Linked DNA regions of Homo sapiens: region 1 is linked to region 2. A link is a contact called in ENCODE Hi-C or POLR2A ChIA-PET data. All regions are on one chromosome and are shown on one strand. Each heading gives the region's core, a stretch centred on a gene start or an enhancer-like site at or near the end of the contact. The rest is flanking DNA. Distances are from core to core; before and after follow the strand shown. Region 1 overlaps GMDS (GDP-mannose 4,6-dehydratase). Region 2 overlaps GMDS (GDP-mannose 4,6-dehydratase).

Region 1 (6,928 bases), core at 3,979-6,478, 100 kb before region 2:
CAGTGGCTGTCAACTCAGAGGAAGAACCATTAGTTGGTTCCTGAAGTTGAGAGATATTTACGGTTCTATTTTTGAAAGGTAACCATGGCTTAAATAAAACCCTGTGATTCAATGCTAGTATCAGTATGTGAAAATATCAACAGAGCCTCTTTCTCATTTTGATATGTAAGAATCCTAAATTCTAACCTAGACAAATTCAAATCTATTATATGTCACTGCCAACTATTAATAGCTGTAATAACAGACGGTTTTGGTGTCAAATAACAAAATGGACAGAGTGGAAACAATGTTTAAGCCCCGATTTGTTCAGTTACAAAAGAGCCTACAGACTCGGGTCTCATTAAGGATTTGTGTGTATGCATGTGCGTGCCTGTGTGTGTGTGTGTGTGTGTGTGTGTGTGTGTTCCCATGTGCTCGAGGTCTCTTTTGACAGTTGATAGAGCACCCATCCTGAAATTCAGTCTTTCTTTGATTTGAATTACATTGACAGCATAAACCCTAATCTAAAGGAATCTGCCTCTCTAATCCAAAACCGAGTTTTCAATTTATAAGAACCTTTAGTAGTATTCAGTACGTTAGCCTATGATAAGCAAATACTAGGACCTGTTTTAATTTTTGAATGACTAACTCCTTCCTCCAATGTATGAGGGACTAAATTGGACTTGGAGAGAAAAGTTGATTACCCAGATACCTTTTTAAAGCTTTTTTTCTTTCCTTTGTTTCCTTTTTTAGAGACAGGGTCTCACTATGTTGCCCAGGCTGGACTCAAACTCCTTGGCTCACAAGATCTTCCTGCCTCAGCCTCCTGAGTAGCTGGGACTACTGTCTCATACCAGCAAGCCCAGAACCCACATATATTTTTATATACTTACCACAATTACATATATCTACATTTTCATATAAATTGAAGTTTCATAATGAAGGAGCATAAAATTGGAAACAACCTAAATACCTTATACCAGAGTTTCTCCAACTGTTTTTGTCTCAGAACTCCTCTTGACAGTCTTAAAAATGCTGAGGGTCCAAAAGCACTTTTGCTTATGTGGGTTATATCTATCAACCATAGTAGGAGATAAAACTGCAACATTTAAAGGATATTTATTCATTTAAAAATAACGTGATAAATATTTTTATGAAAAATAACTGTATTTTCCCAGACAAAAATATTAGTAAAGTGGCATTGTTTCAAAATTTAAAAAAATCTCATTAATGTCTGCATTAACAGAAGACAGTTGAGTTCTCTTAACTGCTTCAGTATCTCCTGTATATCGGTGAAAGAATGTGGATGCCAAAGAAGTATGGTTCTAGTATTATCATAAAAATGGTTTTGCCCTTGAAGACCAAACGAAAGCATCTTAGAGACCTCCAGAGGTGCCTGGACCATACTTTGGGAACTGCTGCCCTGTACTGTTAGAATGCTTATGGTAAACATGTTAGAGCAGTACAGCAGAATACCATATAACTCTGTACAGTGGCATGTATGTGGGGGACTGTCAATACATCAAAATACACTTTTTAGTAAGATATGTTCCTCCTGGTCAGAAAAGAAACAGTGTATCTTGTAATACTGTAGTGCATATATAACTACCAGGAAAAATAAAGCATAAATGTCAGACCCCTTCTTATATTAATATTTAATAAAAATCCAACAACTTAGCATTGAACCATCTCAAAGAACTAAACTAATAATTTACCTTATAGAAATCTAACAATATAAAGACAGAGATATGAGTTCTGTGTTACTGAAGAGAGACCCATCAGCTCCAAAAATGAAATAAAGCAGGTGGGAAAGTTCACACTCTGTTATAGATGGTAAGATAGCTGTCTTCATTTCTTTTTGAAATAGAAAGCCACTCAACTTCTTTAGAAGGTTGGCTACAGGATACTTAGAGACCAAGGTTTTTCCTCGAACGAAGGCATTAATTCTTTTGAAGCCCTTGGAAATACATTCCATTGAGAGCTTAGTGTTCTATGCCTTAAAGTTTGGCAGAGATGACTTTAGCCTAAAAAATATTAAGGGTAATATAGTTCAGCTGCCATTGAAAATGAGCGTATGATGTTAAAGAATTTTAGAAAATCACAAAATAGAATAAACACATTTCTGCCATGTAAAAAAAAAACCTATTGATAAGGATTCGAAGTGAGTTTTTAATAAATTTTTAGAATTTTCTGTTTGCTGGCTTCTTTCTATAAAGTTAATGTATAATGAAGTTCTATAATTTTAAATGAAAGCATATACAATTCATGACACATAGGAGATCTGAGTGTTCTGTGGTAGTGAATCTGCTGAGGCCCAGCACGCACTGCAGTTCTGATTCACTGGCAAAATTAGCAATAAAGCCAACAGTTTTACCCAGAATCCCAACAGTGGGGAAGAAAAAAGCAGAGAGGAGAAGTGGAGGTGGCAGACGCCACAGTTACCAGTGGTGGAGATGAGCCTCAGGGATGGCCGGGGTGCGCCACATGGGCATCTGCCCGCTGGCCAGCCGTGAGTTCAGACTGACGGGAAATGCATGGCTTCCACGGCCTCTTTAGAACCAAGCTGGTGTGCACAAGGGGAACTCGCCACGTAGCAGTGAGGACTGGCAAACTGCACAGAGAGCTTTTATTGTTCTTGCTTCTTTAGAGCAAATGAATTTACAAATCAAATTGACCATAAAGCATTTAAAGAATGAAGACAAAAAGGAAACAGCGCATCTTATTAAAAACAAAAACAACGACAAATTAATGGTTAAAGTTTCGCCTTGAATTTGAGCAGTCACCTTATGCTTAGAATCTGTTTTCTTGTGGTGAACAGCCAAGTTTTACCTTCTCTTTTATTGAAACCCCTAGGATTTTGGCACTTCTTTCAAAATGTGTATTAAAACTCAGAGACACTAAATCATACCTGTGAGCTTAAAGCAGCAAAAATAATTTACTGACCTTATTCACCCCTTCAGTTGCAGCAAACTCTTTACTGTATATTTCCTGTACCCCAAGCAAGTGGAGAGTCCATTTTTTACTTCTGAACCTCTCCTCCACTCTCTCCCACCTCATTTCCCCTCAGTGTAACCAAATATTTTCAGCAACTAGAGGCCCAAACAATCTTGTTAACTTAAAAGTTTTCCTGCAGATTTATTGACCCAGCAGAGTTAAACAGGGTAAGTGTTGATCAACACCTCTCAGGTATTTCTTTAATTATTGGCCTGGCATCTCTAGAGCCTAATAAAAATTTGTAATGTGAGTTTGTAATAAAGTAACTATTATATTTATTTATTTATTTATTTATTTGGGGACGGGAAGGGAGCATTTTGGTTTTTCTAAAGGGGAGCCTCCACCTTTTGCCATAAATTGTAGCTGTAGCCTTGATAATACTGTGGTTGAACAATAAGGTCTCAAGGGCTGCTCGCTGAAAGAGATTAAACTGTAATTAAACTACACTATGAGTAAGGAGAGACGGAAAAAAGAAAAAAAAAATTGTGGTTTTCATAAAGCAGAAAAGAAATACATTGACTGGTGTTTACAGCCCAGAGACGTTTTTTGCCTTCTCGACTGCAAAACAGTCTTATTTTTAGCCAGCCAGGGTTTTGCAAGAATGCCGTATCAATCCCACATTTCTGTTCTTTGAAATAATTGCACCAAGCTGGTCCCAAATCAGCAGTAACTAACTGAAAAGCAGGAGGGAAACATTTCTCAAACATACAGTGCCGATGAAATTTGCCATAACACTATGAGTTATGTCGGCTGCCTGCATGAGGTTCCACATAATGGGAAAAAAGAATTTAACTAGATCTTAATTGAACATGCAGCTACATAATATCCTTTTGTTTAGGCTCAAAAATGGATTTTTTTAAACCTCCTTATCAGCGCAGCTATTAAATATTGTGGCTCTCCAGCTATCAGTCTCCGATCAGCACAGTTAGTGCATTTTACCTTCCAAGGAAGTGCACTTTGAGCCAGCTGGAGCACAAGAAATGTAGGAGCTGGAGAAAGTCGTAATTGAAACAGGCGACTGCTTCAGTACAGACAGGAAATAAAAGGAAGACTGGCCCTCCAATGGATTAAATTAGATGTTTCAAATTCAGACAGTATCAGGAAAAAGAAGACTTATGTTAGAGGGGGAAAAAGGTAACAGTAAGTTCATTCAGCGGAGCGCCCCCTCCTCCCCGCATAACACATGTTTTTGCTGGAATCTTACTGTGCCGCCCTGTAGGGCAGACTCGCCCAGGCCTACCTCCTGCCGAACAACAGCGGAGCAGGTCCCTGTGTTAATGTCACACTATCCTTTCTCTCCTGCCTGCCCTCTCCCTTTCAGAGGCCTTTGGTATTCTATTTCCATAAATTAGGCGTGAAATTATGTTGGGCTGAGGATACATGATTTCAGCTGTTTTATAGTTGGAAAGGAAAATCTTTTAGACCTAAAGCAAAAACATTTTTTTAAATATACTTCCTGCCTTATTAGTTTGAGATATGCCTATTATAGAAAATGCTTGCTGTGTAGAAACTTTATTATTTTTTTTGGTCTCACAGATTGCTGTCTTGTCCTTCAGTTCAAGTAATATTGATTGAGTAACGACTATAGGCAAGATCCCAGACTAACTGGTGTCTGCAAAATTGTACATTCATTAGGACAGTATTAATTTATGGGAAATGTAAATTCTCAAATGAAGACTTGTACCTCTGTTGAAATATTTGAAGAAGCTGATTTTATTTTACATTGGAATAATCTACTGAAACTTTCAACATTTTTTCACTTTAGGTGGTACTGCATCTCCGTTTTTCTATTTAGGCAAATATGGCCTTTATTAAGTACAATTTGCTTAAATATCCAACTCCCAATTTTGTTACTGGCAATGCCTGAGACAGTGGCTTTTAAGGTCAGTGGCTATTTCAACATTATAGTGTCCAGTGCCGTTTTTATTCGGGGTGGGAGGGTAGCATTAGATGAAGTCTTTCTCTGAGATGTAAATAAATAAACCACAAAATTCAACAAGCTAAAAATTACTGTGGTTCTTCTTTGTCCCCTCATGAAAGCTGATAAAGTTGAACAGTATAGCAAGTGGACAGAATTCCAACTTTCAAGCTTGAAAATGCCTTTCTTTTCTACCCTCTATGGCCCTCTGTGTGCGGAAAACATAGTCTTGGAAAAATGTGGGGCTTGTGCCCGGGGCTGCCCGCCAGAGCCAGGCCTCATTTGCTCAGGTGTGCTCACCGTTTTAGCTTCTTGAATTAAGCCCTGGGAAAATTCCTGTGCAAACATCTGCTCCCTTTGCCCTGCCTCTCCGACGGGAGTGAGGTGGGGTGGGGAATGCATCATGTGAGTGGGTTTTGCATGGAAAATGTTGCGGGTTGCCTCCACTCCAGCTGGACAGCTTTATACAGCTATAAACCTTTACTGCTGTATTAAGGTTCTATTCAAAGGGTATGAATCTCTGATATTCATGGTCCAACAAAACTGTTACTAATTACTTATCTACTGAATAGCTACCAGGATTGGCAGCTTGAATAACAATCACAAAAATCTGTGTACTCATTATTCTCCAACAAGGCAAGATTCTCATTCCTGTAAGGAGCATAGCTTGCTTTTTTGAAAACTCATGAACAAACTGGAAATGTCTACTTGTGCCCCCTTCCTCAAGAGGCCACCTTGCATAGCTTCCTCACAGAATATTTCTCTGTTCCTGAAAGGTAATTTCGGTGCAGGTCTCATAGAATAAGCACATTTTACAGCTCTGGGCAGGCTATTCTAGTCACAGGTCCTCATGGTCCGGGCTCCAGGGAGCACCTGGAAGCAGATTGTATCCCCCGAGTGTCACTTTTCAGGAGCAGGGATGAAGTGGCAGCTGCCTGCTGCAGAGATCTGTCACATTCACTACCCTGAAACAGGACACACTCTTCAAGAATCACCAATAACCAGAGTTCGCTCCTCCAGCAGTTCTTCCCAGAAGTTTACTCAGCACCTTGACATCTTTTGGTGTGACTCCATTCTTGGAGGTCCAGACCCACCTCTGTGCTTTCAGATGCAGAATCACATCCACTTCTTGCAGCTGTTTGCTGTGCTGTGCCTGCTTCACCCAGGGCTAAGGAGCTGATGATAACTGTGCAGTGCTCTGAAGAAATAGATGTCTAATCCCAGCACTTTGGGAGGCTGAGGCAGGCAGATCACTGAGGTCAGGAGTTCAAGACCAGCCTGGCCATTATGGTGAAACCCCATCTCTGCTTAAAAAAAAAAAAAGAAAGAAAGAAAAAGAAAAAGAAAAATTAATTGGGCATGGTGGCTCATTCCTGTAGTCCCACCTACTCAGGAGGCTGAGGCAGGAGAAACACTTGAACCCAGGAGGCGGAGGTTGCAGTGAGCTGAGATCACACCACTGCCCTCCAGCCTGGGTGACAGAGCTAGACTCCATCTCAAAAAAAGAAAAGAAAAGAAATGGTTGTGAGTAGGAGTCATAAGAACATTCTGCTGGCCTTTTATAGATGTCTAACCCTCCTGAGAAAGGTTGGTGTTACTATCCACTTTTTACAAATTAGTAAACTGAGACTTAAAGAGTTGAAGAAGCTCACCAATATCAATACAACCTGTGTTTGGAGTTGCTAGGGTTCACAACCAGAGTTCTCAGAATCGGAAGCTTCTTTATTTCCATATATCATGTTACTTAAACTAGACCTTATTCACCTTGGAAACCTAAATTTTATTTCAGGAGACCTTGTCGAGAAGGAAGAATTTCAGAGGCCAACCACCATATGGGCATCATCAAGCAGCCCTAGTCAAGGTGGGAGGAAGGAAGGGAAGGCTGGCCTCCTCTTCCCCTGGCCTCCTGCTCTCTTCCCTTACTGCAAAGCTCTGAATCACTGAGACCATTGCAGCTAGCTGGGATTTTAATTTTTTTTAAAAAAAGACATTAAGGTATGAATGACCTACTATCTTAACCCTTGGAGAGTCTGTTAA
Region 2 (7,025 bases), core at 3,089-5,588:
CTCTGATCAGTCACTAAGCCTGTGCTGCTGCCTCTGGAGTGCCTGCCTTTGTGGCTTACTTCTTGTATTCCTGCCTCAGCACCTGCCCACCACCTCCCCTCAGAATCATCAGCTGTGCCGCGATGGTGCCAGCACACCGCACACATCTGATCATACACAATATATACATCTGATTAATATACAAAACCATAACAACCCTTGAGAATCGAAATGAATGAAAATCTGTTCACTTCATTCATTGCCCCAACAATTTGAGGCCTGCCCGCTATAGTACCAATCATTCTATTTCCTCCCATATTAGTTCCAACTTCCAGGCACCTTATCAACAACCGGTTAATTGCTATTCCACAATGACGAATTCAACTCACCCTAAAACTTCTTCAGGGCTTAATGCCCCCCAGATGCACCTGTTCTTGCAAGGGCCTTCCTGCTGCGCCGCCACCCTTCTCATTGCTGTGTGGGTCTAGCCCCAGATTGCTGGGTGCCCAGCCGCCTGCCAGGACTGCAACTTGATGGTCATTCCTGCCCTCCCCAGTTCCCAAACTCTCCTGAAGCTACCTCTCCTCCTCCCTCAGGTCTCAGGTTTACTGGAACTTCCTCTGGAAAGTCCTCCAGCTTCCCAGGAGTGAGCTAGACGTTCTCTCTTCTGTTGCCATGGACACCCACACTTACAGCCCCACACCATGCGCAGTCCATTATCCGTGATTCCAAAATCCAAAGAGCTCAGGGAAAATCAAAACTTCCCTTAAAACCCATTCTCCTACAAAATCTGGCCCAACCTGACACAAGACTAATTATGTAGTCTGTCTTCTTATCACTTACTGTAACTGTTCATACATTTTGCTGAAGGAATATTCACGTTTGATTATGGTGTGCTGGCCAGATGGTGCTGGGGCTGCTCAGAAAGATGGGATTAGGGTAACTACAAACTTACCACCTGCCTATCGAGAGTACAAGGGGCAGGGGACAGAGGCAGCACCAGGACAAGCCTAACTCAGCCTGTCCTGGCAGCACAGGGCAAATGTCCACCTGTGTGTTTTGTGCCCATCACCTTGTGTCTCTACGAGCCAAAACATCTCAACTCCAAGCTCTCCGGAGGCTTTGGAAAGGCTCTGTGCACCTGTACTCTGATTATTTGTGTCTATTTCTACCACTGTCTTTTTGGCTCTTTAAGCATAGGGAAGGTGTTTTGTTCCATTTGTATCCCCAGTGCCTGGCCTGACATGTGGTCAGCTATCAACACTTACTGGTCAAAATGTTCAGTAGTCATCGCTTTGTCGTTTAGTGGTATTTAATAATTATCTATAGAACTAGTATCCTACCATCAAAAGTTACTGAGGTGGGAAATTTCCACCTTGGCTTTCTTCAGCATTTTCAACATGAGTAGTACTATTAAATGCTTTAATAACACAACCATTCAATGACTCAGTTTCAAAGGTACTTTTTAGGAAGAACAAGTATGTACTTGAACCCTCACACCCCTCACCCCCGCCCCCCTCTCCACCGCCGCCAAAACAATAGAACAAATGCTGTCATAGCCAGGTGGCCTTAATATTAATCCACAAAGCAAGCTCCACGCAGGCAGGGACTGTGTTTATTACTTCCAATTTACGTATTTCTCTTCTCACACATGAAAATACCCACAACAACGGAAGTTCAGGAGTGAGCACTTACCGCGTACGTATTACACACTGGACACTGTGCTCAAAACTCCCGGTGCATTTGGTAATTTACTCTTTTCAGTGACATCACAACACAGATATTTTCACGCTCCGCATCCACCTGTCCTGGCCCTCTTCCTTTCTGGGGTGTTCCTTTAATTTTTTGAAGTTTCTTTCTAGTTGGTCTTGCTGATTTCCTCCTTTTGCTCCAACAGACCATCTTGAATGGTACTCCCGTACTGACCTTCCTTCCTCACAGACACGCTCTTGCTCAGTTACCCTCAGTGGCTCTCTGTTGCCCACCCCCATGGAGCCCACACCACTCTGCCAGCCTCAGAGTGCCCAGAACCTGGTTTCCTGTGCATTCCTCAGGCAGGGCTGCCTTACCCCCACACCCACCCCGCCTTGAATCTCAGTGCCTTTATTCAGGCTGCCCCCACCCCTGCGGTCCTCTTTCTCCTTCTGATTGCTCTGTTACATTTACAGCCAGCAGCCCCAAGTCAGCCTGGAGACAACCTTGTGTTGTTGACTCACTGTATCATCAGCGTTGATCTTGTCCCCTTAGCAAAAACGTTAACTTGTTGGAGTCAAGAACGAGGTCTTGTCTTGCTGTCATATCTTCCTCGTGCCTGTCACTGTGGCAGACAAATGATAGGTGATGATGAATAGGGTGATGAATGAGCCTTAGAAAGTCAGGGTGCACAGACTTTCAGAAACACATAATCTGGTTTGCAAGGACAATGTTCTTAAATTCATTTTTACAAGAAGCTAATGCCGAAGGTGAAAGAAAAGGAAAAGAGAAATATGATTACTCTAAGTCTTAAACATAGATCTGAACATCAAGTTGTGGGAGAAATACAACTTCACAGTGTGCCAAAAATAAAACAGCCTTGGCCCTGCGGCCACTGGTGAGCTGAGTGCGAACCAAGCCTGTGCCATGGGGTCCTCAAGTGCAGCTCAGCCCTGGGCTGCTTTCACACCAGTGTGATGCCCAGGAGGTGAATGATGTCCCCACAGTACACCTGGCAGCTGTGGGGCAGGACACCTCGGCAGATGCCAGCAGGCGCATCCAGGCACAGTGGCCAGCGTGCTGCCCCACAGCTTTATTGGGGAGTAGGGAAGAGGATTGTATTTCTTTATTTATACAAAGTAGCTTTGAATGGACTTCCACCCAGCACAGAAAAAGCCGTATAAAAAAGCAACTTTAAGTTTTTTTTTTTTCTTTTGAATGCAAGTCTCTAACTAGCTGAGCTACAGACTTCTCTTTGGTATGACAAGGCATGTTTGGATATGCTGTGTTACCACTTTCGGGTGGAACTGGAGATAAGAAAGGTGAAGTCAGGTAGCAACTGTCTGCCTTAAGAATATTTACAAACTATCAGTTAAAACATCTGCTCTCCCTGAGGAAGAGCAAGAGCCAGAGGGGTGGAGGCAGGGACAGAGGAGGCAGAGAGAGAGAACAAAGTGAGCACACCCCATTTACCCCAGCTCACTTTTCCCTACCATGCCCTGTGCCCACGTAGCCAGCATGCAGGAACTCCTCTGTTTCACACAGGAGTTGCCGACACCAAGGAACCCACTGCATGTGCTTGTCCTCATTATGCTTAAGAAAGATCTCGGCTTCCTTCCCCCAAAAGGTGCTACTGCAGCTGTAGCTCAGGGCGTGTGTTTTGTTCAGCACTTCAACTCATCTCTGCACATGTGGACTCTGGTCCAGTGGCTTAGGAAATCCTCACGGAGAGTGATCTGGGATACAAACCCCAGCAGTCATAAGTCAACATGATGTATTGGCCCTCCTCTTAGCGAGGGTTGGGGTGGAGCTGTCACAGAGCCGAAGTTATCTTTCACAGAGAAGCGATTTCCCCAGATTGAGGTTAGGGTCACCAGATGGGCAGTGAGGCGGACATTATCTGCTATCCAATGTCCAGAGCTCCAAGACCCTGAGTGCTGATGGCTTAAATGCATCCGCCTGAAACCTTGCAGAAACTTTCCTGCTGAAGCTCTTAAGATCTCCCCAGGGTTCCCAACAGGTGGCCACCACCCTTATCAACAGTAGTATTAATGCCACCACAGCTGGGGGACCCACAGAGGGACAACGTGGTGGCTTCTCTCCAAGGCTCTCTGTTATCTTCCCTATGGAATGAGCTTCAGTCATAGCAAGTGTGGATCTTTTTGGTGCTGCTTTCTCTGCCCTCCTAACTACTCCTCCCACATACAGTGAAATTATAAAACCGAGCCAGAATCAATGCTATCAGGAAAGGGTTCTGCACATCAAGCTCTTAAATGGGCAAAGAATATTTTTAATCAAGACTCTGGGTGAGAGAACAGAATACAGTCTCATGTTTTAGGCCAGGCTATGCTCTGACTGAAGTGTGTGCTGCTTTCCCTCTGCCCTGACTCAAACCAAGGAGCCATACCAGGCATTCCTGCCACTCTAAACGTCTGTAATTCTCTCCAAGGCTCTCTAGCAGTGCCTGAGTTAAGCTGCACCTTTACGAAGAGTCGGAGTCCAGCTACTGCTGTCAAAGCTCGAGCTTGCATCAGGCATTGCTGAGAAAACCGCCAGCTCTGACTGGCGTTGTGGCGCCTTTCTTCCAAACTTTCCTTGTCTTAAAGGGGGCATTCCAGTTTCTAGTTCGATAATACCCAAGAGAGGCGTGCGTCATTTGAGAAGAATCTCTCACACCCCCATCGCAAAAATGTTGGCCATCTGACATTTTATAACATCATGTCTGCCTGTAAAAGGCAAACTCCTGTGTTGTGAATCAGCTTTCAGCTACTTTGGAAGAACTACTTCTCTTTGAATCAGAACATGTTTCATTCCATATAAAATTGTCATACCTGTCATCAGTAAACAGAAATAATTAGTTGTAAGGAACTTACTTTAAACTTACAGAAATAGGCACATTTATAGAGGTATGGAAAGGAAGAATTTATAAATACATTTATTTATTATAATAAATATATATTATTTGAAAATAAGACCTCTGCCCCAGTGACCTTTGATTTAATGGATTAACGTTGGAAAATAAAATGTAATAAATTATTTTTAGTTTTGTCATCACAGACCACGCTATTACTCCCTCAGAAATTTGAATACGCATCTTTTCTTTTTCTTTTTTTTTGAATATGCACCTTTTCAATTGTACAGACTTGCCTTTAAGCTCAAACACTGCCCTAATTAAGGACTGAAGTTGCTCTGTCGATGAATGGGAAAGTGTCAGAGTAGATGCGGGTCATGTGTTTTGAAAACATGTAAGCAGGCAGTGTTTAACAAGGGTGGAAAGACACACTGTGGAGACATTGGGTTGAAGGACAGAACTTTGGTCATTATTTTATTCTCTATGGGAAGGAAACATTATGTATACATAATGACACAGTGAACAATGAAAGAAATGTAGCCTGTATTTTTTAAATAATAAGTGCCATTTATGTGTGGAATTGGGGTCAGCTGGTTAATTATAAATGAAAGCTTAACACAAATATAGTTTATCCCTTCGGACAGATTGATGTACTCCACGCTAAGGGAAGGGAGGGAGAGGCAGAGAGACAGGAAGAAATGAAGGAGGGCAAATGGGTTTAGCAAAGGCATGCGCTGTAAATATGGGAGGCGGGTATCTAGTCATTCTACAGTTAATTACCTAAAGATTCCTGAACCCAGACTTTTTAGTCCCTGGTTTGTCACCCCGGCGGCATCATCAGCCTGAGCTGGCTTCCTGGGATTTTGCACTTCACTGTTATGATTTACGAATAGGATAAGTTATGACTGACCCTTCTTGACTCCTGCCACCTGTCTGTCAGTTATCTTTTAAAGTACAGTTAGGGTCTCGGATTTCCAGAACTGGGGCTGGGATGGCCTTTGAGTGTCAGGCATTCCTGTTCTTGGTGGAGGTGGACTGCTCAGCCTCAGGTCCCAGTGCTGGGCCCGAGGAGGGACAGCGCGAGGTGTGCTGGCACCTGCAGTCTTCTTTCTTGCCACCGCATAGGACATCACTAGACAAAAGACATCAAAATCAGATGCTGTTGTCCCACGTTGCCATCTCTCTCCTCAAATCAGTGTCCCAATATTCAGGCCGACTTCGGTTCATCCTGTTTTAGCTGTGCCCACTAGAATTTAAAATGTGGCCGTGCAGCTCCTGACTCTGCTGAGGGTGCCTCGGAACCAGAAGACTGTAGAGCTGCTTTTCTCCCAGGGGAGAAACTAATGATTTGCAGAAGCTAGTAATTTAGAGTCTATGGAACTTGCCCCAGGCTCTCCCTTCCCTCCTGCTTTCAGTGGTACTGAGGAGCTGTATTTAATCTGAACAGAAAATTCCATTTTCTTCTGATGATTTTGTGACTATATGAAAATGGAATTAAGGGATTGTAGATTTCTTCCCCACAAGCATATTTTAAAATCCAGAGTAAAAATAAAAACTTTCGCAGAGTAATTGAGAATAAAGGTGAGAAGTTTTCTAATAATACTTTAAAAAATTCTCATATACAGATAAATTAGAAGAAGCATGAAGACTTTTCCTTAAAGAAATGTTCCTTTCCCTGCACTTTGAATAGATGGACAAAATTAGTATGCAGGGACAGATCCAACTTTTGTGGGAGCTCATACACTTTGGTGTCGGTGCGGAGGGGGTGGTTCTTCTATAGAAAAAGAATGCAAAAATATCTCCCTTTTGCAGAATGTTCACATTCTGCACGTGTGAGCTGCTGTTCTCCTCACCTGGGCCTGGAGAACATGGGTGAGATGCTGAGCCCCAGGGCTTAGGCCAGCTGCCTCTGCGTATGGAGGCTGTGTGTGCCCCTCAGCTGTGCCAGGGAGGAGTCACAGCAGACGGCGTGCTGCCATCCTAATCTCTGTGGCACACAGGAGAATGTCCCCACCCCCAAGGAAGTCCCCATGCTAATTCTAGAATACGTGGCTATGTCACCTTACATGATAATCCAGAGACTTTGCAAATGGGATTGAGTGAAGGGTCTGGAGATGGTCCTGGATTTTCCAGGGAGCCCTAATGGTAACCACAAGGTCCTTATAGGAGGAAGGCAGGAGGGTCAGAGTCAGAAAAGGAGCAGTGAAGACGAAGCGGGGTCAGGGTGATTCAAGGAAGGGGCTGCGAGCCAAGGGGTGTAGGCGCCTCTAGAAGCTGGACAAGGCAAGGGAACGGGTTCTTTCCGGGAGCCTCTAGAGGCAGCCAGCCCTGCCCACACCAAGAACGTAAGAGGATCGACACGTATTGTTTTAAACCCCTACACCTGCGTTAATGTGTTAGGCTGGACTGGCTCCAGCCTCTCCCCTCTAGCCTCTCAGCAACCTCCACAGTTAGGCCCTCCTGGAGACCCCTCCTGGCTGCCTCAGGCCATCTCCTGTACATC

The links. A loop is a pair of places that touch in the nucleus more often than their neighbours do. ChIA-PET counts read pairs that join two places held with the same protein, here RNA polymerase II (POLR2A). Pooled maps may share reads with other maps.
Region 1: POLR2A ChIA-PET joins it to region 2 with 10 read pairs in HEK293T. The contact joins two enhancer-like sites. A Hi-C loop is called at or near these places in 3 of 50 pooled maps. POLR2A ChIA-PET finds 5 or more read pairs at or near these places in 3 of 52 experiments (AG04450, HEK293T and IMR-90).

Annotation. Positions count from the first base shown.
Region 1 is chr6:1,799,916-1,806,843 of GRCh38, reverse strand. The region is part of intron 7 of GMDS (GDP-mannose 4,6-dehydratase); the gene reads left to right. Among named protein-coding and RNA genes, the nearest start is that of FOXC1, 190 kb to the right of the region's middle. Within about 2 kb of position 5,228, at least 3 of the 41 ENCODE cell types and tissues checked have a DNase peak (open chromatin) inside an H3K27ac peak, as active enhancers do.
Region 2 is chr6:1,699,329-1,706,353 of GRCh38, reverse strand. All of the region lies in intron 9 of GMDS (GDP-mannose 4,6-dehydratase), which reads left to right. Among named protein-coding and RNA genes, the nearest start is that of FOXC1, 93 kb to the right of the region's middle. Within about 2 kb of position 4,338, at least 2 of the 41 ENCODE cell types and tissues checked have a DNase peak (open chromatin) inside an H3K27ac peak, as active enhancers do.